Linked DNA regions of Homo sapiens: region 2 is linked to region 1. Evidence: chromatin loops called from intact Hi-C (ENCODE). Cell type or tissue: gastrocnemius medialis. All regions are shown on one strand.

Region 1 (4,000 bases):
ATAGCTTCAACGAGATTGGAGATTGGAAGCTCCTGGAGATGAGAGGCTGGGAGTAGCTGACACCATGATTGGACACTTCAGCAGTTTTAAAACATGTCCATGAGTTCTTTAACACTCCCCACATCCAGAGGAGGTATCTAAATGCCCTGCCCTTGAATCTGAGCTGATCTTAGTGATTGGTGGACAATAGAAAAGGTCACTTGGTAGGTCAAAAAGGATAATTTGGGCCGGGTGCAGTGTCTCACACCTGTAATGACAGCACTTTGGGAGGCCGAGGCGGGCAGATCACTTGAGGTCAGGAGTTCGAGACCAGACTGGGCAACATGTTGAAACCGCTTCTCTACTAAAAACACAAAAATTAGCCAGGCGTGGTGGCGGGCGCCTGTAATCCCAGCTACTCTGGAGGCTGAGGCAAGAGAATCGCTTGAACCCGGGAGGTGGAGGTTGCAGTGAGCTGAGATCACGCCACTGCACTCCAGCCTGGGCGACAGAGTGAGACTCCATCTCAAGAAAAAAAATAAAATAAAATAAAGAATCATTCAGCCTCAACCTTACTCTCTTGGGACACTCATCTTTGGAGTCCTGAGTGGCCATGTGAGAAGTGCAAGGATGAGATGCCGTGAGGAAGTTCAGATTACATGGAGTGACCCCATGCAGGGGTTCCAGTTGACAGCCCCAGCTGAGGTCGCAGCCATGGCCAACATCAACCAGCAGACATGAGAGTGAGGCAGCCTCAGTGATGACTCCAGCCTTGGCCTCCGCCAGACCTCATCTTTATCCTCAAGAAAGACTGTGTGGGAACCACCCAGCTGATCCCAGTCAACACTCAAAACAATGACAGATCATCATAACTTGATTTTTGTGATTTTAAGTTAATAAATTTCAGGGCGATTTGTCATGCAGAAATAGATAACTGGATTAGATATAGTTGGTTCTCAATACGTTTCTATTAAATTTCATCCAATAGCAGATAAGAGACGGCAACATTGTCTCTTGATCTTTTTCTCCCTTTTTGTCTAACTCCTTGCTCTTTTGTTCCTTGGTCAGTCTCTCCTTATATCCTTTCTCTCTCTCTCTCTCTCTCTCTCTCACTTTTTCTCTCTCTCTCTCTCTGCAAATTCAGAATTCTCCCCTTCTTTTGCGGCCATGGAAGCTGGAGAAAACAGATCTTCCATCCAGATAGCCAGGGCTCTCTCTCTATCTATAAAAGGCCTCTGTTTTCTCTCTTTTGGCATAAAGAAACTCAATTCCTTTGTTTTTAACTGCTCCCATTTCTCTGTTCTGTACTGACTTGATTCCTCCTTCCTGAATGATCTTTGAGTCTTCTGTGTACTTTTTAGGTTGTAAAACAAAGAACAAGACACCCTACCCCAGCGATGATCTTGGCTATAACATTACCCTCATCTGGAAAGCGCTGTTATTTTTGGCCACCTTCGGATCTTCGTGTAGCTGTTCCACCCCTCTGCTGCAGGAGCTCCGACTCACTTCCCCAGGCAGTCCAGGGGGTCTGTAGACAGCAGCTGCATGAGGAGCTTGAGTGGGAAGACAGCAAGCCGGGTGGTCAGAAGAATCTCTGTGAGGATGCGGCTTCAAATGAAGCAGTGTGGGCGGGAATGCATGAACCCTGTGGCCTGGAGGCTGCCTGGCTCGCCTTACCCAGAGAAGGAGTGACTCATAGAATGGTCGCTGAGCAGCTGATCAAGTATGGAGGCTGAGGGAGACCCAGAAACTGGACCGGAAATCTTCCCCCACCCCCAATGTGAAAGGACGTCTGTTCCATCTGCGTTGCCCCTCAGAGGTGGCCTGACCACTGCCTGAGAGTGTCACCCTGGGGCAAGCCTAGGTGGGCACGCGTCGACCGCTTCACACCCTTGCTCAAACACACAGCATCGTGCATGAGCACAGAGCTGCTTGACAGAAAGAGGAAGAAGCCAGCCCCCAGGAATGGCAAACACGTTGCGAAAAGGACCGCGTGCAGGGTTGGCCGGGTGCACTGGCAGCAGCCAGGCAATATCATCTCAGGTCAAGGAGAAAGCCCCATGGCCAAAAATAGCCGCGCTGCCCAGTTGCCACAGTGTCTAAAATTACACCATTGGAGATTTATTCCTTTGCGCACCTCACCTTTGCTGGGGGCGGGTCCGGGGAGGACCCACGAAATGTCTTCACATTAAGGTGCAAAAGGCCTGGCAGCTCCACAGAGTTATTTGGGGGCGGGAAAGGAGGGAGGTGTTGAAAGGGCAGGAACAAGGAGAGGAAGTGCTGGGAAGGGACAGCGCTGGGCAGCTTCTCCTATTTCAGAGTTTCACCCTGAAGGAGCCTAGCTGGCAGCTACATCATAAAACTGAGGCCTAAGCAATTTGCCAGTAAATTTGAACCATGCATGTAAACAATTCTAATAATTTATTCCTTGAAATGTTTCCTATCATATATTATTATGCAGAGCTGCACATGCTCTATTTCAAATTGCCTAAACGAAAAAAAAAACGTACATTAAGGGACAATTAAAAAGAATAACAAGAGGCAACATGAGGAAACAGTGTATGCATATGCCAGTCAGGCTGGAACACAGAGGGAAGCCGAAGGCAGCCAGGCAGCCCGTTGCAACCAAAGGCTTGATTTCTGGGGCAAGATTCCCTCGGAAATTCAGGCAAGGACTGTCTTTATACGTAGAAGTTTCGGTAACTTGACCCCAGCAGATTAAGCAGTAAACAAAATAAAAGCAGACAATCACTATTCGAAAGCCACATCCAGTCCGCTGCATCAATACACAACAGCTCCACTGTAAAAGTTCCTAAGACATAGATAAGAATTTCAGAAAGGTATGTCCACCCTGCTTGAGCCACCTCCGGGACAGAAAGCTAAGTCCCATGGATGCCCTGGTGGGCTTTAGGCAGGGGCAGGGATAAACTAGGGAATGGAAGGAAGCAGAACATGAGGAAGGGAACGAGGGAAAAATGAAAGAGCAGAGCCTGACACTGGGAACAGCTGGTTCCCTCAAGAATAACCACACCTCTACACCATTTGGCAGTTTAAAAAGAACTTCCACGTTAACTTTGCCTTCAAACCTCCAACTCCCATGAAGGAAGAAAGTTTACTCTCATTTTTATAAAGGAGGGTTCTGTGGATGAGAGCAATTAGGTAACTTGCCCAAGGACACACAGCTGGTAAGCTGGGGACCATGGTCAGGTCTTGAAACCCAGTCTAACTAACTACAGCCCCTGCTTTGTTTATTCCCACAGTGTTGGGAGTTACAGAACACGGGGATTCAAGAAATGATCCCCCTGAATCCACTGAGTAAATTCCTGGTGATTTTAGTAACTAAGGCTTTCCTTCTCAACCTTAATTCATTTATGCACTCAACAAATAATGATTGAGCCTCAACAACTACTGGGCATTGTTTCGGAGCTGGAGTTCACCTTCATGGAGATTTCACATAAGGGGCTCCTTGACAGCTGATGGCAACTGTCCTCTTTTCAGAGAGCCACTCCCTGACTGTGCAATGCAAATCGGCTCCAGCCACCTTTCAATCTTCCCGTAATACTTAATACCATCTGAAACCATGAGGTTCATAGATTTATTCACTATATTACTGCTTATCTCCTTCTCTAGAAAAGTAAGTCCTTCAGAAAAATGACCCAGTCTTATGTGAAGCTGACTCTCCAAAATTAGAACAGTTCTTGCACATAATAGATGCTCAATAAATATTTGTCCAATAAATGACACTGAATGCCAAGGAAAGCTTTTTACCAGTGCCTACTATGTTCATAAAATAGTGTGAGACTAATTACATAAATCATTTCATTAAATCAAGATTATATATGCCAAAATAGAAAATATATGAAGAAAATAGGGTTTTAATATTAGTGAAGAAACTGCTTGGAAGAAATAAGGGTCCATTTGTAATGCTTCTATCCTGTGCCACTTAATGCAAGAACAAGGGCTATTTTGTGACATTAAAAAGCAACAAATTTAAAACCAAGAAAAGGAAATACTTTTTAAA
Region 2 (4,000 bases), 300 kb before region 1:
TTTTCCCCTTTTATATATTTTTCCATCTTTTGTTTGTCACCTTATATTGTTTTGTTGCTTCACATACATAAAACAACCTGGCAATCACAGAACAATACCCAGCAGTTAGTTGGAGGCACATATTGACTTCACTATTAAAAGTTGAAACAATCAAGCTAAAGAATCTGTGGTGTATTTTTCTGCTACTTGCATGAGACTTTAATTTGAAAACAAATGGAAAATATCCCCTCTGAATGTAATAGCACTTTCATCGACCTTGGTTTATGTCTATACTTTTGCATTGACTGCCTAGCAGAATTCCACAGTTAGACGGAGAAATGGAAGAAAGTATTTGCCCAGCACTTTCACCTGAAAGTCCTGAATGTGTTTTATGGCCCGGGTTCCAGGTCAGTTGGCTGAGTGATGCCGACACACCTTGCTTCCCCTTGGTTTAGGTGACATCTGTCTTTCTTTTGTTCAACTTCATGATGCTGGGGCAACTGTCTAGATAGCCTCTATTTATCATCTTCTGGCACTGGGGATAGGGGAGAGTAAAGGCTATGTGCTCCCTGTCTTCATGTAGCATCCAGTCTTATCTTCTTAGAGCATATAGTCTCCCCAGAGACATGAGGATTAAACAGCCATGTAAATACATATATAATTGTAGATACCTGTAAGTATCTATAGGGCCTCTTTACCACCAGGGTTACGAAGAAATATATTATGAGGGGATCAACTTTGGATGTGGAGGCAAATGGGGAAAACCCACACTGCTTCTTCTCTATACTCACATTCAACACAGAACGCTTCTGTGACCAAATGTATAGGGTGTTTTCCTACGTCAAGCAATTCTCCAGTTCTCTGCAGACAATTAAACTTGATTCTGACACCATCTACCTGGAGATAACATCCCACCCCACAGGTTAAAGTCTCAGCCTCACAAGACTGCACACATTTCAGATGCCAATCTCAAGTCCAGGGGTTAATATGATCTTCTCCTCAGGTTTTATTATTTTGCTAGACTGGCTTACAGAACTCAAAGAAATATTTTAGTTAGATTTACTTATTAATGAGATGTAACTCAGGAACAGCCAAATGGAAGAGATGTACAGGGCAAGGTATGAGGGCAGGATCATGGAGCTCCTGCATCCTCTCTAGGCATAGCCTCCTGGCACCTTCATGCACTCAGCAACCCAGAAGCCCTCTGAACCCAGCCCTTTGGGGTTTTTATGGAGCCTTCATTATGTAGGCATGATTGATTAAGTCATTAGCCATTGATAATCAACTTAACCTTCAGCCCCTCTTCCCACTCCAGAGGTCAGGGCATGGGATGGAAAGTTGCAACTCCAATCACATGGTTGGGTCCCCTGGCAGCCAGCCTCTATCTTGAGGCTATCCAGGTGCCCCAGCCATCCATCATCTCATGAGCACACACACACACACACACAAAAATTTATCACTTCAGAGATTCCAAGGGCTTTCGGAGCTGTGAACCAGGAAACTGAGGGAAGAATGACATACATATTTCTTACCATATCATGATATCACAGGAGGTCAGGGAAGATCTCTGCGGAAAATGATGGAAATGAGATGAGGTAGTTGAATAACAGTCATCTGAGGGAGAAGTGCAGAGATAGGAAACCACCCATGAAAAAGCCCCAGGGCAGAAAAGAGCAAGAACCTTTGGGAAACAACCAAAGCAAGAAAAGTGCCCACCTGCAGGAGAAGTAGAAGGTGGAAATGAAATGATGGGCAGAGCTAGAGCTGAAAGGATCCTGTAGGTGATGGCAGAGAGGTAGGATTGTATTCCAAGAGCAATGGGAGTCCATTTAAATTATTTTAGCAGAGGAGTTACATGATCCAGTATGACTAAAGTTTGGAAGGATCTCTCTCTCTCCAGCTTCCCTTTGGAGAATGAATTGAAAGAAAGCTGGAAAATAGGTGTTAAAGCCACCTTTGATAGAGAGTGGCCTAGGTGAGAAAGAAGTGTCACTTGAAAAGTTTTAGAAAAGAAACATTTGAGACAAAATATTTCAAGGTGATTTCAAGATGGACTTGATATGGTGCTGAAGGAAAAGGACAGTTTCTAGAGAGATGCTAAGATGTCCAGTGGTGCAACCTGTGTACATGCTGAAACAGGAAACTCTAGAAGGAACATATTCAAAAGAGTATCAAGCATTTAATTATAAACACTTAAGGATTTATTTGAAATGTGAGTAGTCAGAATCAAATTCCAACTAAAGAGAGGTCTATGGGAAGAATAGGGGGATATCTCATAAAATTTGAGAAAGAAGTGATACCTAAGAAGAAGAGAACCTGGGAAGTTCAGGAAGCGGGCAGCAAGAATTCATTATCTCCCAAGAAATCTGACATTGATTTGACTCAGTTTAGCAACTCCAATTGCAAGTGCCAACTGTGGGAAAAGAGAATCCCAGATCAGTCTGGGTTGGTGCAGAGGCCCACTATTCTCCAATCAACAATGGACAGGAAAGCAGGACTTCATACTACAAATGTGGCTGCCCCAGCCTCATCCATGTAGTTTGGCAGAATCCCTAAGAGAAGACTGTAAGTCCTGAAACGGTGAGATACTTCATATGTCTTTTGTACACATATGCAATCTCTTTCAACCTTTGCAACTGAGATATATGCTGAGATTGGTGCTGTTATAACCATGTTATAGAGAAGGACAATAAGCCCAGAGAAGTTAATCCATCTCCAAGGCCACAGAAATAGTAGGTAGTGGTGCTGTAAGTTAAACCGACATCTGCAATGCCTTCAAAACCTGACGGACTCAGTCTCCACTCACTGCTTCATGAAACGCACTTTTGCAGCTGTGGCCTTGTTATAGTTTGCTGAGCACCCCAGAGAAGAGAGATTTGGTTAAGCTTAATTATGTTCTAGTTGATTTCATCAGACTTCTGGAATCTGAGATTTATGCATTTTCACAGATGGTTAACATAATGATTAGAGGGATGAAAGTGCATTTGCCCAGAGTTAAATGGAAGGTTGGTAAAGCAGCATGATCGCTTGTTTCAGGGCTTGGCCAACAAGTAGACAATACTGTTCCTTTAGGAGACCAGGAGAGTGAATCTCTCCTTTTGAAGCAGTTGTACAAATTGTCCATAGGTTTTTCTATGAACCCTGTGATAGATAGATGGGATTTATCTTGACTGAAATGGGGAGAATCAAATTATCTTCATCAACATCAGAATAAAAAGTGTGATTATACATAATAAAATACCCTCCATCATACATCATACTCCCCTTTGCATTAAATGAAGGAATTGTGAAGGGCCTGGGATAATATATTAGTTACATTACAAAGAACCCCTATACACGTGTAGTATATTCACCAAAGTTTCAGTCTGAAGAAAAGAAAATCGCTTGGATCTGTATATGTTATACCTTTCAGAGTGGACTCAAATTTAAAACAAGAGACACTTTTCAGCATTTGTTCTTACCTTGTGTTAAATGTCAAGACATTGTAGCATGTGGTAGCCTCTTTCAAGCCTCTTACTCTATTTTTTATGATATCTAAAATTTTTTTTATGTATTTCCTTGTTTATTATAAATTTCCTCTACAAGAATATAGCTTCTACAAGAGCAAGGATTTTGTTTTGTTCATTGCGTTATTCAGTGTCAAGACTAGCGTCTGACATGTGATATCCAAATGCTCAGAACATGCTTATGGAAAGAGAGAATGACTCCTCTCTGCCACCACTGAGAAGCCCTCATTCTGTGTAGATCAACTCTTTTCTAAATCCATGGCACTAGCCCCTGGTGGATCTCTCTGCCTGTGGCCTCTACCTTAAACTCAAATCTACTATGCTTTCCCCAAAGTAAGCTTTGAATCCACAAATCATATTAGAGCATTCCTTTCATTAACTAATTTTATGGCTTCATAACACTTTTAGGCACGGGCTTCCTATCATGGAATTGAAGGTCTTCTGTAATCTGGTACCAAACTAAGTCTTTCTAACTTGACTTCTCAACTCCTTGCCCACTGCTAATTTACCTATCA

The links. Hi-C counts contacts between places; a loop is a spot of excess contacts. Peaks named below come from ENCODE experiments on the same cell type or tissue, not always from the same donor. Only the 100,000 strongest peaks of a DNase experiment are listed, where the experiment ranks them.
Region 2: it touches region 1 in a loop (2.6-fold over the local background); 1 of 110 quality-filtered maps calls a loop at or near these places.

The regions. Positions count from the first base shown.
Region 1 is chr15:96,283,928-96,287,927 of GRCh38, forward strand. All of the region lies in intron 2 of NR2F2-AS1 (NR2F2 antisense RNA 1), which reads right to left. Among named protein-coding and RNA genes, the nearest start is that of NR2F2-AS1, 41 kb to the right of the region's middle. In gastrocnemius medialis, no CTCF peak of the experiment used is centred here; a DNase peak (open chromatin) is centred at 1,994; H3K4me3 peaks cover 1,189 bases; H3K27ac peaks cover 2,247 bases.
Region 2 is chr15:95,982,804-95,986,803 of GRCh38, forward strand. No RefSeq gene overlaps it. Among named protein-coding and RNA genes, the nearest start is that of NR2F2-AS1, 340 kb to the right of the region's middle. In gastrocnemius medialis, no CTCF peak of the experiment used is centred here; no DNase peak of the experiment used is centred here.